Regions from separate parts of the Homo sapiens genome. Here all the other regions are linked to region 2. Evidence: chromatin loops called from intact Hi-C (ENCODE). Cell type or tissue: ascending aorta. All regions are shown on one strand. Links, peaks and the distances in the headings refer to the core of each region. The heading gives the core; the rest is flanking DNA. Region 1 overlaps CEP112 (centrosomal protein 112). Region 2 has its middle 15 kb from the start of LINC02563. Region 3 has its middle 130 kb from the start of RGS9.

Region 1 (8,392 bases), core at 1,462-6,461, 320 kb before region 2:
TGTTACTATAGAAACTCTTTAGGGGTTATCAAAGTTGATGATATTCATTTATTTAGAATAGATAATCTCAACTGGTTGGGTTCTTTTCAGAGAAAAAGTTTTCATAGAAACTAGATAATATGGCAGAAGTGGTTAGCAGAAATCATGTGTTTTGTATCAATTACTGTCCTTATACTTTTACTTAGGGAAGTGCCCTCTGTTTTGTCCTCATTAGCTAGAACAGTGGTTCTTCACCTAAAGCTGATTATCAGAAGCAACCAGGGAGCTTTTAAATCAGATTCCTGGGCCACAAGATCCTGGTGGCTGATTCAGTAGAAAAAGCTCAAAAGCGTTTTTCTCCTGTTACTCTGGCATCATCTTTCCTACTTTCTTTCTTCATTCTAATCCTGTTTGGAGAAATATTTTTAAATGCTATAGCCCATTAACAGACATTTAAGCTTTACAAAATTATTTCTCAAGGTTTTGGTTTCTTGTTTTATTTTTCATCCCCTACTGTCATCCTTTTATTGATATTTTTCCTCTCGTGAAATCTAAAAGATTTACACTAATGCTGTAATAAATCAGTCTGACATTAGACTTAATCAAATCCCCCCCAAAATCATATGAAGATTAAGCCTCCCCCCCATTCCAAATGGGATCAAAATAAAGTGTAATTGGGATATAGATAGGGTAGCCTGCAGTGCTGATTTTGGTCTGAAAGGAAATAAAATGCCAGTTGGTGCCTGTATGTCAGGTACATCCCCAACGCAAGGGTGTTAGACTAAGATGGAAGGTTTAGCAGTGATTCTGCCAAGGCCTAGTTAGAAGAGACTGAACAGTTTGAAGAACTTAGCAGAAGATCACAGAGATTCTATTTACAAGCCCCAAGCTCTTCTAACAGGCTTTTCCTCAGGTCCTCTGATAATGTTGAGATGCCTCCTAAATCTAAGGCCCCTGGGTGGGAGCCACTATGTTAGAGCATCACTGTGAAAAGCCAAAAGCAAGCAGAGCTTTCAGAAAATGGCCTGAGCCCTGTGTTTAGAAAATATAGGTCCTAATTAAGGCTATTTCCATGCGAGGATCGAAGGAGCTGAGGACTGGAGAGGTTAAGACTGAAGAGAGAATGATTTAGAGCACTTAGACTGGGCCCAGTCACTGAAGCCAGCTGGGCCCAAGCTGGTGGTTTTTGAGGACTGCTGCTTCAAGAGTATAGAAATGCAGCTTGCACATTCAGCACCTGCTGGGCCTCGACTGAACTGACCCCTGAGGAGCCCTTGTAGTCATGATCTGCATCTTCCCTAGTTACTGCTCACCTTTTTCCTTATTCCCCAGGCTTCTACCTGGGTCCTTGGTCTCAGTTCCCATCATAGATCCGTGCTGGGATTTGAATCAGGCCCTGATCCCTAGCTTGGTTTATTGGAAACCTTGATCCCTTATAGTCTTTGCTTCTGATTCTTCTTATAAAGCCAAAAATGGCTCTCTTTCCTTTAGGACACAAATGTCAAGAACTACCCCTGTCTAGAAGCTCTGCCTTCCAAGTCCCATACTGCATTCTCAAATTAAGCACTTTCAGTAGCAAACTGTCTAATCTACTCTTGCCCAGGATTTAAGCTGCCAGCTTCTTCTACAGGCAGGGAAGAGGCAAGGCTACCCATTTTGTTTTCCTCTGTTCCTTTGGTCAGTTTCAGCTGCTACTCCCTTCCTGTGAGGCACACTGAGCCTGTCAGGCAACAGTTAGGATATAGACTTGGAGTAGAAGGGTGGGCTATGATCCAGTTCTCTCAAGGAAGCTAAATTTGCATCCTATTATATGCTAGATGCTTGGAGTTAACATGTACAACATATTCCCCCTCCCCTTAAAGAGTTGTCAGTCTAGTTGTATAGATAATTTTAATATAATAAGCAATAAAATAATTGTGTATAGGCCGATAGAGAAATGTGACTTGGCCCAAACTGAGATTTCTTGAGGTTTTGTGGAAGACTTCCTGATGTTCAAATGATTATTGCAAGATGATTAAGATCCTACCAAGGAAATGAATGATATTCATGAAAAAAAAAATGGGACAAAAACACAGGGTGTGAAATAGCATATTCAGGGAACTAAAGTCTGGTGTTCACAGAGGCATAAAAGGTAGAGTGGGAAGTAGAGAAACATGAAGCTGGAGAGGTAAAGTCCTGGCCCTGAATGGTACTGTATGCCCCATTAAGGAACTTGAACTTTAGTATTTGCTAAGAAGCAATGAAAATTGCTTCTTTAATTACAAAGTGATATGATCATATTTATACTTTAGATAGAGTATCAGTTGAAAGATGGTGGGTGGATCTATATCAGACAGCAAAAATGAAATATCTAGAGTGAATAGGACAATAAGTTAGAAGGCTACTAGAAAAATTCAGGAGAGAAAGGTGAAAATCTAGAAGTAAAAGTTGGCAGGACTGTCAAGAGCGAGAGAGAGGGATTCTAAAAAATTCTACTAAGTTTCTTATTTGGGTGTCTAAATGTAAGTGCCACTAACTAAGATGAGAAGGAACAGACTCAAGAAGAAATGATCGAGTTCAGTTAGTTGAGTGCCTTTGGGACATCACAGAGAGGTGTCTGGATCTGGGTACCAAGGCTGTAGTGGCTAGGGATGAATTTGGAAGTCATATCAACAAAAAGATGATTTACTATCGGAATGGATTAAAAAGGGAGAGGTTGCTATGGTAAGGAAAGGGCAGATGGAATGGGGCAATTATTTAAAACCAGCTATAGATCGATAAGCAATTGTCAGAGAGGTCCCTGGAGAACCAGGAGGAAATAAGGACATAGATGCCATAGGAGTTAGAGGTTTTAATTAAAAATCAGTAATTCGGCAAACGCAAAGTTTGATCCTTTGAAAAGACTAGTAAAATATAAACTTTTTAGAAGACCGGTCAGAAAAATAGGGAGAAGACACAAATAGGGAAAGGAGGAAATAGGAAAAATGACTGCTGATTGAGTCAAAAAACATAGAAAAGATAATTTAATGAATAACTTTATGCCAATAAAATTGAAAATCTGGATAAGATGGAAACATTTTTAGAAAACGTGATTAAATGAAAGAATAGAAAACTCTAATAGTCCTGTAGAAATTAAATAAATATAGCATTTAGTTTTAAATATTTTATTAAAGAAAACATCAGACTCAAATGATTTTGGTCAAGTTCTTACCAAACATTCAAGGAACAGAAAACTCCAATAATAAACAAAATCTGTGACAGGAAAAAAAGAAGTAATATCCCCCATTTATTCTAAAGCCAGTGTAGTCTTGATATGAAAGTCAGCCAGGAACAGTAAAAAGCAAATTACATACCAATCTTACATTTAATTTTAAGTGTAAAATTCCTAACCAAAATTTAGAAACAGAATCTAGCAGTACATAAAAATGTTTATACATTTCAACCAAGCTGGACTGAATGCAAGAATGCAAGGGTGATTTCATGTTAGAAATCCATTAATATAATCCATCACGTTGCCACACTGAAAGGAGAAAAACCATGTGATCATCTCAGGTAAAGAAAAGCATTTGGCAAAATTCAACTCATATCTGTGATAATCTTAATAAGCTAGGAATAGGAGGGAGTATCCTTACCCTGATAAAGAATATTAATCAAAAACTTAGAGCAAACATCATTTTTAGGGTGAAATGTTAGAAGGATTCCCTTTAAAATCAGGAAAGGAGAAGGGTGCCCGTTAATCACTGCTGCTGTTCAACAGTGAAATACAGATGCCATTGGTCACAGCTATACAAGAAAAAGAAATAGGATACAAATTAGAAAGAGGGAAGCAACCTGATATTATTCACTGATGATATGATTGTCTGTACATAAAATCTATACATAAAACCTAAGTGGATCAGTAAACTATTGGAAATAATAAGACAGTTTAGCAGTTGTCTAAATATATAATCCAGCAAGAAACAGAAAACATAATTTAAAAAATGATTCTGCTAACACAGCAAAATAGAAAGTGTATAGGAATGAATCTAAGAATAGCCGTATAAGTCCTATTTGGAGAACTTTTAACTGTTTTAAAAGAAATTAAAGAAGACCTAAATCATGGAGAAATATACCCACTAAATCTTGAATACCTTAAGTATCTTAAAGATGTCAATTGTCCTCAATTTGACCTATAGATTTAATGCAATTCCTTGGATTTATCTGACAAAAATAAATCTAATTTTTAAAGACAGGATCTCACTGTCACCCACATTGGAGTGCACTGGTGCGATTATAGCTCACTGCAGCCTTGAACTCCTGGGCTTAAGTGATCTTCCCACCTTAGCCTCCCAAGTAGCTGGGACTACAGTTGCACACCACCATGCCCAGCTGAATTTTTAAAATTTTTTGTAGAGATGGGGGTCTTGCTTTGTTGTCCAGGCTGACCTTGAACTCCTGGCTTCACGCAGTCCTCCCACCTCGGCTTCCCAAAGTGCTGAGATTACAGGTGTGAGCCACTGTGCCTGGCCTAAGGCCCAAGAGCAGCCAAAATTATTCTGAAAAAGAAAAAGTCAAAAGTATTTCCCTCCTACCACATACAAAATCAAAATTTGTTGCAAAGGTATGGACGTTAGTAGTTTGGCACTGGTACAAGTATAGATAGACTGACCAAAGAAACAGAATAGAGAGCACATAAAGCCATATATTGATATATATAGATGATATAGATGTAGTTATGGAAACTTGGCATAATATTCTTTTGTTAAGCTCTTCATTTCTGACACACGCCATAGAAATTTGGCATGTGTCAGAAATGAAGAGTTTAGTAAAAGAATTGGCTAAGGCCAGGTGTAGCAGCTTTGCTTATAATCCCAGCACTTAGGGAGACGAAGGCAGGCGGATCACTTGAGCCTAAAAGTTTGAGACCAGCCTGGGCAACATAGTGAGACCTTATCTCTAGTAAAAATAAAAAGGTCGTCGGGTGTGGTGGTGCATGCCTGTGGTCCTAGCCACTCAGGAGGCTGAGGCAGCAGGATAGCTTGAGCCCAGGAGATCAAATCTGCAGTGAGCTGTGATTGCACCACAGCATTCCAGCCCAGGTGACAGAGTGAGACCCTGCCTCAACAACAACAGCAAAAAAAAAAAAAAAAAAAAGAATTGGCTAAAGACAAAACAGCATTTTACAGAGGTGTAAATATCAGTAGCCCATAAATACATGAAGAACTGCTCATATCGTCAGTAACCAAGGAAATGAAAAATAAGACACTAATGAAATGTTATATCTAATAGACTGACAGAAATTAGGAAGTCTGGCAAGAAAAGAAAAGTCATCCCGATCGGAAAGGAAGAAGTAAAATTCTATCCTCCAATGACAAAATCTTGTGTACAGAAAAATTCTCAGGAATCCTACCAAAAAAAAAACCTGTTTGAAAAATAAGAGTTTACCAAGGTTGCAGGATATAAGATCAATATAGAAAAATCAATTGTATTCCAATACCCTAGGAGTAAACAATCTGATAATGAAATTAAGAAAACAAATTCATTTAAAATAGCATGAAATAATTAAATACTTAGGAATAGAATTTAACAAAAGAAGTGCAAAATATGTATCTTGAAAACTACAAAACATCAATGAAAAAATTAAAATCTAAATAAATGAAAAGGCATTCATATTTACAGATCAGAAAACTTAACGTTGTTAAGATGCCAGTATTACCCAAATTGATATACAGATTCAGCACAATCCTACCGAAATCCCAACTGCCTTTTTTAGTATAAATTGACACACTGATCCTGAAATTTATATGGAAATTCAACAAATAGTGCTGGGACAACTAGATATCCATATGCAAAAGAGTAAAGCTCAACCTCTACCTCACAAGATACACATAAAAGGACCTCAAAGTGAATCACAGACCTAAAAATAAATGGTAAAACTATAAAACTTTTAGAAAAAAGCAATATCAGAGAAAAATGCTATGAAACTCTTAGAAGAAAACATGCAAGTAAATTTTCATGACATTTCAGGATTAGGCAAAGAATTCTTAGATATGACACTAAAAGCACAAATGACAAAGGAAAAAATAGATAAACTGAACTTCATCAAAATGAAAAGCTTTAAAGGAAACTTCCAAGAAAGTAAAAGAACAACCCACAGATAGAAGGAAATAATCACAAATCATGTATCAGAACAACAATGAGATACCACTTCATACCCATTAGACTGGATGTAATCAACAAGACAGACGAAAGTTTTGGCAAGGATGTGGAGAAATTAGAACCTTCATACTTTGCTGGTGAGATTGTAAAATGGTGCAGTCATTTTGGAAAATAGTTTGGCAGTTCCTCAAAAAGCTAAACATAGTTACCACATGACTCAGCAATTCAACTCCTAAGTACACACAGGAGAACTGAAAAAATATTTCCCAAAGAAACTTGTACAAGAATGTTTACAGAAGCATTATTCATAGTAGTCAAAAAGTGGAAAAAACTCAAATGTTTGACTGAGGAGTGGATAAACAAAATGTGGTATATCCACACAATGGATTTGACTAGGAAAAGGAATGAAGTACTGATACATTCCACAACATAGATGAACATTGGAAACATGCTAAGTGAAAGAATCTGGTCATGAAAGGTCATATGTTGTATGATTTAAATTACGTGAAATGCCCAGAGTGGAAAAATCCCTAGAGACAGAAAATAGATTAGTGGTTGCCAGTGGCTCAAAGGATGGGAGAATGGGAAGTGACTGTTAATAGGGATGGGTTCTTTTTTTGTTGTTTTTTGTTTTTTTGAGGTGATGAAAATATTCTAGAATTTTGTCGTGGTGATAAATGTACAGATCTATGAATATACTAAAAACCACTGAATGGTGCAGTTTTAAATTATGAACTTTATGATATGTGAATTATATCTTACTACAGCTGTTATTAAAAATAGAAAATCTGGCTGGGTATGGTGGCTCACTCTGCAATCCCAGCACTTTAGGAGGCCGAGGCAGGCGGATCATGAGGTCAGGAGTTCAAGACCAGCCTGGTCAATATGGTGAAACCCCGTCTCTACTAAAAATACAAAAATTTGCCAGGCATGGTGGCATGCGCCCATAGTCCCAGCTACTCAGGAGGCTAAGGCAGGAGAATGGCGTGAACCCGGGAGGCAGAGGTTGCAGCCAGCCAAGATCACACCACTGCACTCCAGCCTGGGCGACAGAGTGAGGTTCCGTCTCAAACAAAAAGAAAAAGTAGCAGAGCACCCCAGTCTTGGGGACATGCCAGGAAGAAAATTGCTTCCCCAGTAAAGAAGCTGAGGCAAATAGTTCTTTTGGGTTTAAAGTGGAAAGATGAATAAGAAAGAGTAACCAGAATCTACTGTAAAAGACTGTTTTGGTAGGTGTCTTTTCTAACAGTCTGACCCTGCAAGTTTATAAGCTCAGCTGTAGTAAAGTCACTTCTGTTATATCTTGTTTCCACTTTAGACCATGCAAAAATGCAGCCATGCCTTAGACCTAACATTACTCGCCTAGTTCACCTCCAGGATTTCAGTCTACCAAATTCTCCTTTTGATCGCTCTTGCCTTGCATTTTATTTTTCCCATTTTCTCACGCATAAAGAACCTAGTGTTTGTCTTCATTCCAGTGCTGACTCACTACTCTCTGATCCATTGCCATCTTGCACTTGCATCACTCCTACATTGCTAAACCTCAGTCCTATTTAATCTTTATTGTCCACTTTATCTACATGTTATAAAATAATACCCAGGAAAGTTAAATGATTTGCCCATGGTCACACCACCCAGGTTGGTTTAACTTCATAGCCCATGCTGTTAACCACATGCTTTACTGCTTACCACCTGGCAACAGTTGAAATAGTCGATCAAAGGAACTTTATGTAATGAAAAAGATGGTGGAAGTAGATTTTAGGGTCTGGGTGATGGGAAATTCAACTATAAAGCAACAGAGCCAACTGGACACCTTATTTTTGTCAACTGAACGGGGAAATAAGACATGTTTTGTATGGGCATCATACTTATTGCTTTCAAACATTTTGAATATTATATTAAAATGAAGTGGCGAAGTAATTCAGCCTTGATGTAGATGATTCTGGAAAACTAGATACACTCTAAGTCATTTTATTTTATTTATTTTTATACAACAATTTTCTTATCCATTTATTGGTTGATGTACATTTGAATTGTTTCCACCTTTTAGCTATTGTGAATAGAAGTGTTATGATAAATTGTGTACAAGTATTTGTTTGAGTACCTGTTTTCAGTTCTTTGGAGTATTTACCTGGGTGGTAATTGCTGGGTCACATAAGAATTCTATGCCTAACTTTTTGAAAAACTTCCAAACTGTTTTCTACAACAGCTGAAACATTTTACATTTTTGTCAACAATCTAGGAGAGTTCAAATTTTGACACATTCTCATCAACACTTGTTATTCTCATCATCATC
Region 2 (8,392 bases), core at 2,174-7,173:
AGTGAGCAAAACCTCATAACTAATGCTTAAGGGAGTAAAAAAGCTTAAGGTTCCAGCTATGCAAATATACACATACATGTGGAAAAGACTAAGGACCCTTACCTGAGTACCTGAACGCATGTGGTGGGCTGCAGATTAGAAAGAGAGCCTTAATTTCCTTTTCCTCCTCTCACTCCTATTTAAAGTGGGAAAAGAAGCCTTCAATAGCTTTCATTCTTTAGTTGTAGGTCAAATAAACCCAAGTGAACTAGCTTAAGCCAGAATGGGGGCTTTGCTCTAAGGATATAGGGCTGTCTTTTGTAAATTGAAGACAGAGACATCATTGTTCTAGTGATTTATTGCTGCTTCACAAACCAACCTCAAATTTAGCAGTTTTAAGTGACAATCATATATTGCTCCTGAATCTGCAATTTACATGGAGCTCAGTGGGGAAGTCTCACCTCTGCTTCATGTGGTGTTACCTGGGCTGGTTTCACTGGGACTGGAGGATCTGCTTTCAAGATGGCACACTCACCTGGTGGCAGGTTGGTGCTGGCTGTCTGCTGGTTGCTCAGCCAGCACTGAGGGCTGGGGGGCCTCCATTTGTCTCCAAGTGGGGCGCTCCATGTGACCTGTGCTTCCTCAGAGCATGGTGGCTGCCATTCCAAGGATGAGTGTCCAAAGAGATAGAGCTGTGTGCAAGCTGTGTTGCCTTTTATGATCTAGCCTCAGCAATCACACAGCGTCACTTCTGCCACATCCTAGAAGTGTGAGCAGTCACAAAGGCTCACCGTTTCAGGCGGAAGGGATATAGACACCATCTTTTGATGCAGTGGCAAGGTTCTGGAAGAGCGTATGGGATGGAAAATATTGGAAAATACATTCTGCCACATTGTCATGCCTCAGAAAGGGCCTGGAAGTGTGAATGGGTTGGCTCATTTTCTCTCTGGTGTCTTGAATCCAGTTTTCTTGGACATCAATTTCATTCTCTTCTTTCTTTGTAGACTAGCCTTTTCTGTTCTTTAGCCCCCATGGCACTGCCAGCAGGCCCCTGGCTTATGACTGTTTATGTTACATTTCCAGTTTCTGCTGAGACAGACTCTTTTGGTCACCATTCCCAAGAGAGGGGGCCAGATTGGCCCAGACTGGGTCAGGTGCCTATTCCTGGACCAACTGGCTGTAACCAAGGTCATTGTCATAAAGCAGAAACAAGGCACATTAGGAGCGTCTCTGTGGAGATGGGCAGACATTTTGATAAGTGTCAGTCTTATAGCAGTGACTTGTGAGGAGGACGTGGTACCAGACTCTTCGGAGATTGCTGTTGACCTTCCCGGGATGACCAGTGAATGAATGGTTTGAGATGATTAGAGCAGGAATGATGATTTTTTTAAATGGTCAGAGCTTACATTGTTATTCTCTGCCCTTAGAAGATCAAACAGGAAGCAATGGGCTTAATTAAAATGGAAGAATCTTTGACTAGAATTTGATGGATCTTGGTGAAACCATCTGGTATACCCCTTCTGTCTTCAGTCAGGTAAAATAGTTATATCCTCAGATGTGAAGATTGAGGAATAATAATTACCAAGTGACTGAGAGGGGGTCAGAAAACAGGCTCTCTTGCTTCTTGGTATAATTTTTTCCCTCTGTGGACAACTTCCTCGGTATCTAGAATAGGCTAATCATATAATGCAAAAAATAATAAATTCAACAAATAAATACAAACATAGCTAACAGAGTATGTGTGCTTGCTGCCAACAGGCTCTCTGCTAACCAATCTAGTGAGATAAGTATTATTACCCCCATTTTAGAGATAAGAGTTGAAATAACTCGCCCAAGGTCACAGTTAACCAACAGAAGAACTACATTTGAGCCCAGTCTGGCCTCACAGTCTGTACATTTAACCTTGATCCCATTGATACTTTTCTAACACCGTATATTTAGAACCATTGCTCCATCTACCAACTCTGCTGAGAGATCAGACCTGTGATTGTCGAGAGATCAGACCTGTGATTGTCCTGATATCATGTAACCTTCCACCTCAGCTGATTGGACCAGAGGAAAGCACCTGACCCAAGAGCAACCAGTTCATTGGCTGGCTGGTAGCCTATGGGGAGCTCTTGTCTGGAACTTTCTTAGCAGGGGTAAGGGGAAATAAATTAGGTTCCTCAGAGTATCTTTCTTTAAAATTTGAGCTGAAGGTATAGAAATTGAGAGTCTAGCAGTTAGTAGTGGGGATAGAGTCACATTAATAATCAGGTGCTACAGAAGATGCAAGAGAACAGTGTCTTGATTCCTGGTCTTCCTGTCATTTTCTGCATCTCATTTAACCTTTGGAAAGCCTGAGTTTGGAGCTGTTCTGGGATTTTTGTGAGAATTCTCTTTCTTACTGACCCAAGTTCCTTAATTTAAATTTGAGGTAGCCCTCAAATTTAAGGGGGTCCAATTAAGCCTCAGATCCTTGCTTCTCAAAGGCCGGAGGTTTTCATTGTGCAAATAGGAACAACTTGGATATCAGATCAGAATGGAGGCAATTAAGTGAAGAAAGGTGTAAGATTACTGTGCCAGGTGAGTGAGTGATGCTCTATCTATCTATCTATCTATCTATCTATCTATCTATCTATCAAACAATCATCTATCTGGAATCATCAATAGCTGGAATAAAGGGTGAGATATTTGCCTGGTCAAAGTTGAGAAGATAAACTGGTATTCTGTGATCCACTGATAAGGGCTTGTCTGGAAACTGAATAACTCTGTGGGTGTTAAATGATCTCATCTGGATGAACTTCAGCATCTGTGAGTGCTTGATGAACTATAATTAGTCCTATCTATCTTGGTCAAGACTATTTGGGTTCTATATAATAGAAACTCAACTCAAACAAACTTAATATAAAAAGAAGAAGAAGAGGAAAAAGAGGAGGAAGAGGAAGGGGAAGGGGCAGGAGAAGGAGAGAGAAGAGAAGAGGAAGGGAGGGACGGAGGGAGGGAGGGAGGAAGGAAGGAAGGAAGATCGATCGATCAAGAAATCTTTTGGGATTGGGTTCAGAAACGGCAATTTCTGTGCTGTCCGACAGAACTTTCTATCATAATAGAACTCTCCTATATCTGTGCTGTATAGTGCAGTAACCACTAGCCATGCATGGCTATTAAACACTTGAAATATGAATAATGTGATTGAGGAGCTGAATTTTTTATTTTATTTTAGTTAATTTTTAGCTTTAGTTAATTCAAATTTAGATCTAAATAGCTACACACGGCTAGTGGCTACTGTATTAGACAGCACAGATCTAGATCCCAAACTGTGCTGTACCTCACTCTCCTGCGGGTGCTCTCATCAGCTTTTCTTAGCTCGTGGGTCCGTGTCTGAACCAACTGTGTTCACGGAGATTGGGAACTGTGGCCAGGTCTGGGTCACATGTCTGACCCCGTGAACAAGGTTCACCTTGTCTGAACCACATGAAATGGGTCCCTAGTGGAAATCCTAGTGGAAAGGGGATTTCTGTATGAAAAGTAGAGGAAAGAGAATTAGCTGGACCAGCAAAATCTCTATCCCTCAGAGACCACCCTCAAGGTGCCGTATGTCTTGCTGAAGAGAAAGAAGGAATGGGGACAGGAAGGATGGGCATTCGCCTGACAAATATTCATGGAAATCCTTGGTGCCAGACACTGCGTTGGATGCTGGTGACGCTAATGAAGAAATCATGTCAACAGCAAGAGAAACAGACTCTATGCTTATTCTCAGTCTGGTAGAGGAAGCTGACTCCTAAAGAAACAGTCACAAAACAGGCAAAACATCCCAAATATAGAGGAATGAACACAGCCTTATCAGGACAGCTAATTTTGTGTAAATTTAGCAAACTGCTGATGTGCTGAGAAGTGATTTCTGTATTACCCCCTCCTTAAAGGAGCATTAAGAAAATTGCTTCACTTCTCGCTCTCATTTTTTTTTTTTTTTTTTTTACATCAGAAAATAAAGTCCAGTCTCAGAGAGGGGCCAGAGTCTGGTGGATGGCTAGGCATGACTTGTCTAAAAATAGAGTGGAGGCTGATTAATGAATGTCTTTAAAACAGAGATCAAACCCAGAAGCTGTACCAACACAGCCGACATGCATTCCTCTGGGGCTTAACACTCCTTTAGAGAATTGCTCAAAACTGGGTTACTCAAGAACTTGGCCCGCATGCCCGACACTCCACTCAGCTAGAGAGGGAACAATTCTCGGGTAGTACTGCCTGAAGGTGGCATGGGGTAGAGGCCTCCAGTCCTCTTGGCCTTCCTTCCCAGTCCCAGTCCTGCCAGGGCAGTGCCTCTCCTCATCCCACCAAGCCCTCTGTGGGGTCAGGATGGTCTGCAGCCAGCTTCACCATCTCCCAGAAACCTGCCCCAGCCTTGGTTAGCCTAGACCTCTGGGTGTGGGAACCACAGGCAGCGGGGTTTTAGATTATTGAGGGATGTTTACTGACTATTAGCCCAAGTTATTCCTCCAACAAGCCTGTGAGCTAGATCCATATTAGCTCCAGTTTACAGATGGGAGAGATGAGGCACCCAGATGTCGATAACTTACACAAAGTCACAAAGTTCGTAGATGGAGAACTGGGATTTGAACCCAGGAACTTGGTACCAGAGTCCACATGCCTGACCACCTCCCACACTGTCCTTCCAGCTATCCTACAAATAGGTACTATCCCTATCCCCATTTTACAGATGGGAATGAAAATGTCTGTCTGATTGAGAGAAACAAACGGCAAGGTGGTTGGAGACCTGGAGCCCCAGGTCCTGGTTTGGGCTCTGCACCCAATATATCTGTGACCTTGGGATTGTTACTCACCCTCTCTGAGCTTCAGTTGTGTCATCTGTGAAAAGTGGTAGCATCCTTACCTTGACTTGTGGTAGCCATTCCTTTGAGCTTCTAGAACATGCTGGGCCTCGCACTGGTCACTCCACATGGTTTATCCCATTTAATCTTCCAAGAGCACTCAGAGGCTGAGGACACCGGGAACATATCCCAGGTCACCCACAAAGAGATAGAGTTAAGAATTTGCCAAGAATTTCCCAAGTCTGTTTGCTTCCAAAGCCCCTCAGTTTCTCTCTATTTGACAATAGGAGGCTTACATGAAGTAACAGGTTAAAAACCTCCAGGGAGAAAAACACTGTGCCTTCTGCCAGTGAAAGGTGGCTGGATTCTACTGATCAGCCCCAGGATTTCTCTGGGGAGTTGTGGGGTGTGCAGAATGTCAGCAACCTAACCTCTGCTTCTTCCCCCTCCGCAAATGCAAGGGAAAGGTCTCGATAAATGGAAGGCAGAGCAGGGGGCTGTGGGGGCAAGTGACCACAGACAGACTGTGGCCACCAACGCTGAAGGAGGGAAGACTGCGGGACCCACTGACTTCTGCACACCCCATTCTCACCTCCTCTCCAGAGTCAGGTGCATAAGTCAGGCTGTGATGAAACCTGCAGCCACCAAAGAGGTTTACGGTCCCTGCTTCCCCGCTGGTTGATAAATGATTGCTTTTTGGCCGTCACCTACCCCACCCTCCGATTTTCTATTTTGAAGCTTACTCAACTGCAGAGAGAATTCTCTTTGTCTCTTGAGGACACTAAAATATGGTACAAACAGTCTCTGATAATAAATGCCTTTTTTTTTCAGGGGATCAAAAACTCCCCAGACACTTTCAAAGCAAGCCAGGGTGCTTTGGCTATATCGTGGGGATAGCCTGGAATTCAGAGCGGCACAGGGGAAGGGGAGTTTGAGGACTGGATCGAGGTGGTTTCCAAGCTCCTCTTGTCAAACAGAGGGCAACTGGGAACAGAGTGGGGGAGGGTTGAATTCCAGACCCCAGGGCTAAGGGGTAGGAGAGGACCTCTGCTTCTCCCCAGTGGAGCTCCTAGGGGAGGCTCCAGCAGCTGTGGGAGGCTCTGCCTGGAGGAAGGTGGCAGACTGGGCCGTGGTGGGTACATACGAGGGTGGCAGCTGGTACTCTGGGCAGTTCCAGGCTTGGAGGAGTAGCTCTGAATGGTGAGGGTTGCCATGGCCACTGGCCTGAGTGGGCAGCTTCCAAACAAGGTGAATACCCCTTCCTCTCCGCAGGGCCTCCCAAAACAAGGAGGGAGGCAGACAGCCAGCTGCCTCCAGCCCCTGGGCAGCCCCACCTCTCCTCTTGAGCCAGGTCTGGACTGGCTCTAGCCTTCAGCATGGTGTCTTCGTGTGCCATTATTCCCCAGCCAGCTGGACTCTGGTTAAAGGGGCTAGGGGAGGAAGGCGTATGGCACAACCCGAATATCCTTCTCCTTCTTTTTCATGATGTAGGGTTTATGGGCATGGACTTGGAGCCAGGCACACCTGCATCTCAATCTTACTCTCATGCATATTGTCCATCCTCTGTATTCACTGTCATTTTCTCTGTAACACGTTACCCAACCCTTAGAGACTTAAAAACAAAAAAACTACTTAGGATGCTCAGGTAGGAGGATCGCTTGAGCCCAGGAGTTTGAGGATGCAGTCAGCTATGATTGCCCCATGGCACTCCAGCCTGGGCAACAGGGCAAGACCCCATCACTGAAAAGAGAGGGAGAGAGAGAGAGAGGGAGAGAGAGAGAGAGAGAGGGAGGGGGGGAGAGAGAGAGGAAGGAAGAGAGAGAGAGGCTTAATTTTTTTTTTTAATCTCTCAGTTTCTATGGTGAGGAATTTAAGAGTGGCTTTCCTGGGTGGTTCTGGCTACAGGTCTTGCATGAGGCTGTGGTAAACACGTCAGCTGAAGTTGGAGAATCTACTACCTTGGCAGCTCACTTACTTGGCAAATTGGTGCTGGCCATTGACAAGAGGCCTCAGTTTCTCCCCATGCCAGCCTCCACACAGGGCTGCTTGAGTGTCCTCATGACATGGCGGCTGGCCTCCCCAAAGTTAGCCATCTAAGAAAGTGATGGGAGCTTCCATGTCTTCTATGATGTAGCCTCAGAAGTCACGCACCCTTGTTTCCACCACATCCTATTGGTTACATGGATCCGCCCTATTTGATGTGGGAGAAGGTCACAGCAGGACATGAATACCAGAGGAGCACCGTGGAGGCTGGCTACCATATTCTTCTTGGGTTTTGGTTTTCTCTATCTGGGGATAATAACCACACTTACTTTGTAGTATTATAATGTGGAGTGGTGATAATAGAAATACCCTCAGTCATGGTACCTGGCACAGAATAGATGCTCAACAAATTATGATCTTCCTTCAATAGTCATATAGTGGGAATAATATTATTACTTTTCAATGATAGAATAGTGCCTGGGCTACTGTGTTTCAAACATTATTCTAGTGCTTTATCTTCATTTGCTTATTTAATTTTCACAACAATCCCCAAGAAGTAGTTGCTATTATCACCTTTTTTTTACAAGAGGAAACTGAGGTCTGGAAGCTAGTGAATGTGGAGATAGGACTCAAACCCAGGCAGCCTGACTTCCAAACCCATTCTGTTTACCCCTAAGCCCAAGAAGCCCCTCCTCTTAGAAGTCTTTTTGGAAGCATCTTTTACAAGCATCTATTACAAGCCTGATTAATGGCTTCCTTCTCCCTGCTCTGTAGATCTAGATGGAAATGAACTGGAATGGGACATCTGGCTTGCCCACTTCCTCACTGTGTGATCCTAGGCAAGTTTCTTCACTTTCTGATCTTCAGATTCCTTGTCTATGAAATAGGGACACCAATCACATCCCAGAACTGTTGAGAGGATGAAATGAGAGCCTGTGATATCACCAGTTAAGTGAAGATGCCCAAGAAGTTCACTCTGTATTTGCAATGACCTGCCCTTTTCTTGATCTTTGTTTTGTTTTGCTTTGGTTTTGAGACAGGTTCTCACCAGGTTGCCCAGGCTCATCTTGAACTCCTGGACTAAATGATCCTCTTGCCTCAGCCACCTGAGTGCCTGAGACTGCAGTCATGCACCACTGCACCCAGCTCCTTTTCTCCGTCTTGTTCCTTTCCTTGTAACAAAACTGGTACTGGTTGCCTTCCGACGCTCAGTGATAGGACCCAATAATAAAGACTGTCAGTCACTCCTAAGCCTAGCACCTGCAGCTTGACCTTGCATCAGAATGATTGGCCTGGACAAGTGGCTGAGTGTAGGGGAGGGGAGAAGGAGACCCTGCACCCCGTGATTCTAGAATCCTGGGGTAGTTTGTGGGTGGTGGTTCCAAAACTGAGCATAGGAACAAGGAGGAGATAGGATGTGGGGTCCTGTAAGCCCTGTGTGTGACCCTCTTTCTGTTAGGCCTTTGCCCACTTCATGGACTATGACCCAGGCACTTTGCAGGATCATTTCTATCTCCTCAGTGCTTCACTGATACACCCTGACCTATAGTAAGCACTTATGTAGGACGTCACTTGGGTGATGAGCAGTTACATAAGATGACATGCGGGTGATGAGTACT
Region 3 (8,392 bases), core at 1,663-6,662, 200 kb after region 2:
GCTGAGGCAGGAGAATGGCGTGCATCCGGGAGGCGGAGCTTACCGTGAGCCGAGATTGCGCCACTGCACTCCAGCCTCGGCGACAGAGTGAGACTCCATCTCAAAAAAAAAAAAAAACAAAAAGAATAATGCTGCTATAGGCCAGGTGCGGTGGCTCATGCCGGTAATCCCAGCACTTTGGGAGGCCGAGGCAGGCGGATCACGGGTCAAGAGATCAAGACAATTCTGGCCAACGTGGTGAAATCTCATCTCTACTAAAAATACAAAAATTAGCTGGGTGTGGTGGCGCATGCCTGTAGTCCCAGCTGCTTGGGAGGCTGAAGCAGGAGAATCACTTGAACCTGGGAGGCAGAGCTTGCAGTGAGCCGAGATCGCACCACTGCACTCCGGCCTGGTGACACAACGAGACTCTGTCTCAAAAGTAAAAAAAAAAAAGAATAATGCTGCTATAAACATTTGTGTACAAGTGGTTGTTCAGTCATTTGTTTTCCATTCTCTTGGGTATATACTTATGAAAGTATATAATAAGTATATATATATAAAATAAAATAAGAAAGTATATATAAGAAAATGCTGGGTCTTCGAGTAACTCCATGTTTACCTTTTTGAGGAATTGACAAATCGTTTTCCAAAGTTCGTACACCATTTTACAGTCCCACCAGCAATGCGTGAGAGTTTCAATTTCTCCACCATCTTTGCCAATACTTATTATTATCGATCTTTTTGAGTAGAGTCACCCTAGTGGATGCAAAGAGGACTCTCATTGTGGTTTTTGTTTGAATTTCTCTAATGACGAATGATATTGAGCCGCTTTTCATGTCCTCATTAGCCATTTGTACATCTTCTCTGGAGAAATAGCTATTCAAATACTTTGCCAATTTTTTAAATTGAGTTTTTGGTTTTCTTTTGTTTTTTTTTAAGTTGTAAGAGTTCTGGATACTAGACATTTATTAGAAATACACAGTTCCTTCCATTCTGTAGATAGTGTCCTCTGAAGCACTTAATTTTGATAAAGTCCAATTTAACTTTTTTTGGGGTTGTTTCTACCTTTGATGTCATATCTAAGAAACCATTGCCTAATACAAGGTCATGAAGATTTATATCTATGTTTATTTTCTAAAAGTTTTAGCTCTTATATTTAGGGTTTTAATCCACTTTGAGTTAATTTTTGTATATGGTGTGTGAGGTCAGAGTCCATCCTCATTCTTTTGCATATGGAAATCCAGTTGACCCCACCATTTGTTTAAAAGACTATTCCTTCCCCCATTGAATTGTCTTGGCGTCTTTGTCTAAAATCAGTTGAATTGGGTTTATTTCTGGGTTCTCAATTCTATTCCAACGATCCATAGATCTGTCCTTGTGCCCGTATCACACAGTCTTGATTACTACAGCTTTGAAATTGGGAAAGTGTGAGCCTTCCACATTTGTTTTTCTTTTTCAAAATTGTTTTGGCCATTCTGGGTCCCTCGCATTTCCATAGGAATTATTGGACCAGCTTGTCAATTCCTGTAAAAAGGAAAGCAGGGATTTTGACCCCATGGCATTTTGTCTTTGAAAAGGGAAGGGAAGAAAAGCTGTGGGCAGATAAGGGAACTGTCTTAGCACACTGATAATGGGAACAGGACAACGGTCTGTTCTTCAGGCCAATTGTCTTATACTGACTGATAAAAGCCAATATGGCTGTGACCTTACAATGACAGCAAAATGACACAGTTTTCTATCCAAATCTGTGCAATAAAGGAGCATTTTATATTTGCCTATCTTATTCCATAGCCACTTGCAAAGGAATGAGCTGATTTGCATCAAATTTAATCTATGACTAAGAGTGTCAAGATGCACAGTAAGTTTGATTAGGGGTTAAGCATACCATCTTGAAATTAAATGGCATGGCTTTTGTGATTTTTTTTTTTTTTTGAGATGGAGTCTTGCTCTGTCGCCCAGGCCGGAGTGCAGTGGCACGATCTCGGCTCACTGCAACCTCCGCCTCCCAGGTTCAAGCAATTCTCCTGTCTCAGCCTCCTGAGTTGTTGGGATTACAGGTGCCCACCACCACGCCTGGCTATTTTTTGTCTTTTTAGGAGAGACAGTGTTTCTCCATGTTGGCCAGGCTGGTCTCGAACTCCTGACCTCAAGTGATCCACCTGCCTCGGCCTCCCAAAGTGCTAGGATTACAGGCATGAGCCACCGCGCCCAACCTCTTTTGTGATTTTTAACCAAAGTCACTGAAAATTGATGAAGGTTATGAAGGTACAAGTATGCCAAATTAGATCACTAAATAATGAAGTAATTAATTATGTATGAATATTCATAGATGTGGGCCTCAGTTTTCTCATCTGTAAAAGGAGATGATTCTTAGGTCCCTTTTAGTTCTGAAGGTCTATGGTTTCAGTAAGTAGCCAAGTTTTAGTGAATGAAGGGCTCCGTCGCATCTCGGGTCTTTGCTCGTGCATGAGCCATCACCTTCCCTTGGTGTTCCTCTTGAAAGGGGTGTCTTGTAACTGTACCATGGGTTCACTTTGCCCGCTGCCTAGACAGAGCCGATTTATCAAGACAGGGCAATTGCAACAGAGAAAGAGTAATTCACACATAGCCGGCTGTGTGGGAAACCAGAGTTTTATTATTACTCAAATCAGTCTTCCCAAGCATCTCCTGATGAGGGGATCAGGGTTTTAAGGACAACCTGGTGTGTGGGGGGAAGCCAGTGAGCGAGGAGTGCTGATTGGTTAGGTAGGAGATAAAAATCACCGAGAATTGAAGCTGTCCTGTTGCGCTGAGTCCATTCCTGGGTGGGGGCCACAAGAGCAGATGAGCCAGTTTATCCATCTGGGTGGTGCCACCTGATCCATCAAGTGCAAGGTCTGCAAAATGTCTCAGGCACTGATCTTAGGAGCAGTTTAGGGAGAGTCCAGATCTTGTAGCCTCCAGCTGCATGACTCCTAAACCATAATTTCTAACCTTGTAGCTAAATTTGTTAGTCCTGCAAAGGCAGTTGAGTCCCCAGGCAAGAAGGAGGTTTATTTTTTTATTTTTTATTTTTTTAAAACTATAAGTGTAAATTAAGTTCCTCCCGAAGTTAGTTCAACCTACACCCAGGAAGGAGCAAGGACAGCTTAAAGGTTAGAAGCAAGATGGAGTCAGTTAGGTTAAATCTCTTTCACTGTCTCAGTTACTAGTTATAATTTTGCAAAGGCAGTTTCAGTCTCAGAGCTACTTCTTGGCTGAACATAGTGATGAAAGGGGATGCACCTTGCTTGACTATATCCTGCTGCTTTATGAGGCTCTCTAAGATAAAAGAGTAAATGTCTATGAGGGAGGGGAGATTTCACCATCAGCAACTCTTGAGCTGCACTTCTTGTACATCTTCAGGTTATTTCAATTCAGAGGGGGCTCATATTATAGCGTCACCAATACTGAGTTTTCTTGGGGTTTCATAAGTCCTAAGTCACTCACCAGTCTGCTAGATCCAGGCCCATGTGAATCCTTCTCAAGTTCTAGTGTCCTGACGACATGGTTTTCCCAGCAGCCAGGCTGGAATGCAATGGCACAATCTCAGCTCACTGCAACCTCTGCCTCCTGGATTCAAGCAATTTTCCCGCCTCAGCCTCCCGAGTAGCTGGGATTACAGGCATGCACCACCATGCCTGGCTAATTTTTATATTTTTAGTAGAGACGGAGTTTCACCATGTTGACCAGGCTGGTCTCGAACTCCTGACCTCAGGTGATCCATTCACCTTGGCCTCCCAAAGTGCTGGATTTCAGGCCTGAGCCACTGGGCCCGGCCAGGAAGGAAGACCTTTTTTTTTTTTTTTTTTTTTTTTTTGAGACAGAGTTTCGCTCTTGTTGCCCTTGTTGCCCAGGCTGGAGTGCAATAGTGTGATCTTGGCTCACCACAACCTCTGCCTCTTGGGTTCAAGCAATTCTCCTGCCTCAGCCTCCCGAGTAGCTGGTATTACTGGCATGTGCCACCATGCCCAGCTATTTTTGTATTTTTAGTAGAGATGGGGTTTCTCCATGTTGGTCAGGCTGGTCTTGAACTCCTCACCTCAGGTGATTTGCCCGCCAAGGCCTCTTAAAGTGCTGGGATTACAGGCATGAGCCACCACGCCCGGCCAGGAAGGAGGTCTTAATGTAGCAAATTAACTCTATCCCATGGTAATGGGTCCTCAGGGATGGAGGAACGACCCTCACTACAATCTCTCCCCAATTTTGATCTCGTAGAATGTCAGAACCATGGATCTTTTGAAATGTCTACTTAAGTGCTTCTAAACAATGCTGCTAGTGGCAGATTTCTTTTTGCCACAAAATTTTACCCAGAACTCAAAACGTAAAACAAATCAAAGAGTAGTCATTACAGCTGAGTGGAGGATGAAAGTCCAGCCTCCTCCTCTTGGGCACCCCCAGAGTACACCACGGCAATGCTTGCCGATTTCCAGTCCTGGGTACCAACAGTATCTCAAACCCTTGACCTTATGGCTGCCTTTATCGAGTGGGGTAAGGAAACTAAGACCCACACCCTCAGCCCCAAACCTCAAGGCAAATCTTACCCAGCAGCCCTGACAAAGGCCAGGCAGGTCAAACATTGTTGTCCTCTTTCCAAACTGGGAAGCTAAAAACTGTTGCGATGATGCATGCACGTTTGAATCGTCATGAGACCAAAGAGGGTGACAGCCAAAATCTTGAAGGCTCACTGCAATCCTGATCATGAATCCTTTCAGGCTTTGAGAGTTTGTCTCTATCTTAAACATATTAAAGTTTTTTTTTTTAGAAAACATGCCAAAATGCAGACATCTTGTGTCTCATTTATATCTTGTATCTTTAGTGTAAAAACTGCCCAGAGAGTCCACCTCTGTCCCCTTTCTGTCCCTCCTCTTTCCCCTCTCCCCTCTTTTCCCACCACTTTGTTTTTCCCTCGTGCTGGGTTTCAGTCAGCCTCGCCTGGGTCCCGCCCCTGTGGTCTGGGCCCGCCGCAGCCCGCAGAGCAGTGAGGGCCTGACTCCGTTCCATGCCACCCCCTGGGCAGTTCCTTGGCAGAGATTTGAAACGTTTCTATTTAAATGACATTTGAACAAACGCGGAGGGGTTCAGTTGCACTTCAATCAAATTCCGTGGGATCCAGTTGGGAGCCGGGTCCCCGTGGACAGGGCGCATGGAGTTCCCCCTGTTTTCTGATTTGAATTGCTTTGTTCTCGTTCCAGGAAGGGGGAAAGAGGGGGATGCATTTGGCCTAAAATGAAACATTTCCCTTTTAAGTCAAAAACTTGAACATGGCTTGGAGGAGAGAGTTTAAGCTCCATAATCCCCGGTCCTGAGCAAAGCAGTAACATGCCTGCAATTTCCTTTTTGGAAGAGAGAAGTCAAGGAAACAGCCATTGGGCAGAGCATCCTGGCGCCCTCCGTGAGCCTGGTGGGAGCAGACGTTTCACAGGCTCCTGGGGCCACTGCTAGGCAGCTGGGCCTGTTTTCTCTCAATGCCCACACAGTTATGTGCTGGGTTTCAATCGTTGAGAAAAGAAAGAAAGAAAGAAAACCACGGGGCAGCTTTTCTGTCCCTATACCCCAATCTTTTCCACTTTCCGTGCCTGGGTTGAGCCAGCCCTTTGAGGTAGCCACCATACCAGCTACCGCTGGTCTTTGCTGAACCTGCTGTCCTGGAATCTATGCGTTCTGCCTACAGCCTCTTCTGTCCTTGTCCACCAGTCATCACAGCATCACTGAGTCATCATCACCAGGAGAGTGAAGTGGACTTCAGATCAAATCCCTCAAGCTCCCCAGGTTTAGATTTTCTCATCCCAGACATGAGAAAATTGAACCAGATAACACTCTAAGGTATCAGCCCTTTTGAAAATTGCTTTTTGTTTTATTTTGAGACAGAGTCTTGCTCTGTTGCCAGGCTGGAGTGCAGTGGTGTGATCTCGGCTCACTGCAGTGTCCACCTCTGTGTTCCAGCGATTCTCTTGCCTCAGCCTCCCGAGTAGCTGGGACTACAGGCACGTGCCACCACACCCAGCTAATTTTTGTATTTTTAGTAGAGAGGGGGTTTCACCGTGTTGGCCAGGATGGTCTCCATCTCTTGACCTCGTGATCCGCCCACCTTGACCTCCTAAAGTGCTGGGATTACAGGTGTGAGCCACCATGCCAGGCCTTGAAAATTGTTTGAATCATCAAGTAATAGCACTGGGAGAGACATGAGCAAGTATCTAGGTTAGATCTTCTTATTTTGCAGATGAAAAAGAGGACATCTGGCTGAACCCTGGCCTCCAGGAGAGGAAGTGTCTTGCTAGTTTGACCTTGACCTAGTGCTTCAAATCTTCTCTCTCAGAAGTCCTGTATCTGGCGCTTATTTAAACTCAACAGATATTTGTTTAATTAGTGGGCAAAGATAGAGACAGACAGATGGATGGTTGGATAGATGGATGGATGGAAACTCTACCGGACTAACAAATGTTTTCTACCCTGCCCAGAATTCTATATCTGCTATAATCTAAATGTTTATGTCTCCCCCAGAATTCATATGTTGAAACCTAATCACCAATGTGTATTAGTAAGTGGAGCCTTAGGGGTTATTAGCTCATAAGGGAAGAGCTGTTGTGAATAGAATTAGTGTCTATATATTAGTGAATAGAATTAGTGTCTATATGTATACATATGTAGACACTAATTCTATTCACTATTCATATATATAGGCACTAATTCTATATATATAGGCCCTAGAAAGCTGCCTTCCCCCTTCCAACACGTGAGAACACAGCTAGAAGGTGCTATCTATGAACCAGAAAGTAGACCATCCCCAGACACCAATTCCGTCAGTGCCTTGATCTTGAACTTCCCAGGCTCCAGGATTGTGAGAAATAAATTGTTGTTTATAAGCTACCTACTTTATGGTGTTCTGTCACAGCAGAATGAATGGACTTAGACACTATCATAATAAAAATGACCAGAAGCGAGTGTCACAGCAGAAGCAAAAATGTGTCCCTTCTTTCCTGACCCACACAAGTCTCACTTAGCTATAGGTCATTTCTTTCAGGCCCAGCCTTGCTTCAGATTCATCTCTTCTGAAGGAGGAACAGCTATTTTACATGATGATTTCATATCCTTGGAACCTTGAAATCTTTTTCCAAGGAGAACATTGCAAACTTCTGATTCAATTTCTCCATGTTAATATTTATGTAGGAAGTTGACTACATGAATCAGAACATTTTTTAATTGCAAGGGCAAGAAACTAACTCAATCTGACTTCAGCCCCATAGGAGATGTGTTGGTACGTATACATCAAAAATCCAAAGGTAAATTTGCCACTATATGTAGCTGAAATCAGGTCCATAAACAATGCGGTCAAAAATCTTACTCTCTCTTCATTTTTCAGTTTTGCTTTCCTTAGTTTGGCTTCATTCTCCAAGGTTCTTAAACATGGAGCCTTAAAAGATACTGCACACCAAGTAGCTCCAAGTTTACTTGTCTTTACAGGCAATGATCATCGTGAAAAAAGTAAGAGTCTTTCCCAGTAGTTCTAGCTAAAGTCCCAAGGCTAACTCTTACAGGCCTGGCTTGGATCAGGTGCCTATTCCCGAACCAATCACAGTGACTAGAAAATTAGAATAAATACTCTGATTGGTCAGGCCAGATTTGTGGTGGTGGCTGAATGGAAAGGGAGGGCTGTATTTCCACAAGGAGAGACATAAAGAACGTAAAGATTCTACCTGACCACCACCCTGACCTGCATATTCTGCCACAGGCTACAACTATGTTTTTCTCCACATCTCCTTAGGACACATTTACCTTCATAAAAGCCATAACTACTTAAAAGTAAATTAAACCAAGGACATGAAAGATCTGTTCACTGAAAACTATATACATCGATGAAATAAACTGAAGAAGACACAAATAAATGGAAAATAGTCTGTGCCAATGAACTGGGAGACTTAAAATTGGTAAAATGTGCATACTACCCAAAGTGATCTACAGATTCAGTGCAATCTCTATCAAAATTCTAATGATATTTTTCTCAGAAATAGAAAAAAAATCCTAAACTCCATATGGAATCACAAAAGAGCTCAAGTAGCCAAAGTAATCTTGGGCAAAAAACTCCAAAACAAAACAAAATTTAAAAAAACTGGAGGCACCATACTATATGATTTTGAAATCTACTATAAAGCTACAGTAATCAAAACAGCATGATACTGGCATGAAAAGAGACACATAGACCAATAGAACAGAATAGAGAGCCCAGAAATAAATCCATACATATGTTGTCATTTGATTTTTGACAAAGGTGTCAAGAACACACAACAGCGAAAGGACAATGTCTTCAATAAATGTCACTGGGAAACTAGATATCTACATGCAGAAGAAGAAAGTTAGACTTTTATCTCATACCATATACAAAAATCAACTC

Evidence for each region. Peaks named below come from ENCODE experiments on the same cell type or tissue, not always from the same donor. Only the 100,000 strongest peaks of a DNase experiment are listed, where the experiment ranks them.
Region 1: a loop joins it to region 2, with 2.8 times the contacts of the local background. A loop is called at or near these places in 1 of 110 quality-filtered maps.
Region 3: it touches region 2 in a loop (3-fold over the local background); 1 of 110 quality-filtered maps calls a loop at or near these places.

Annotation. Positions count from the first base shown.
Region 1 is chr17:65,783,272-65,791,663 of GRCh38, reverse strand. All of the region lies in intron 21 of CEP112 (centrosomal protein 112), which reads left to right. Among named protein-coding and RNA genes, the nearest start is that of AXIN2, 230 kb to the right of the region's middle. RefSeq lists an enhancer at 880-1,443. In ascending aorta, for the core only: no CTCF peak of the experiment used is centred there; no DNase peak of the experiment used is centred there; H3K27ac peaks cover 602 bases.
Region 2 is chr17:65,468,516-65,476,907 of GRCh38, reverse strand. No RefSeq gene overlaps it. Among named protein-coding and RNA genes, the nearest start is that of LINC02563, 15 kb to the right of the region's middle. In ascending aorta, for the core only: no CTCF peak of the experiment used is centred there; a DNase peak (open chromatin) is centred at 4,137; H3K4me3 peaks cover 831 bases; H3K27ac peaks cover 1,892 bases.
Region 3 is chr17:65,267,736-65,276,127 of GRCh38, reverse strand. No RefSeq gene overlaps it. Among named protein-coding and RNA genes, the nearest start is that of RGS9, 130 kb to the right of the region's middle. In ascending aorta, for the core only: no CTCF peak of the experiment used is centred there; no DNase peak of the experiment used is centred there; H3K27ac peaks cover 2,296 bases.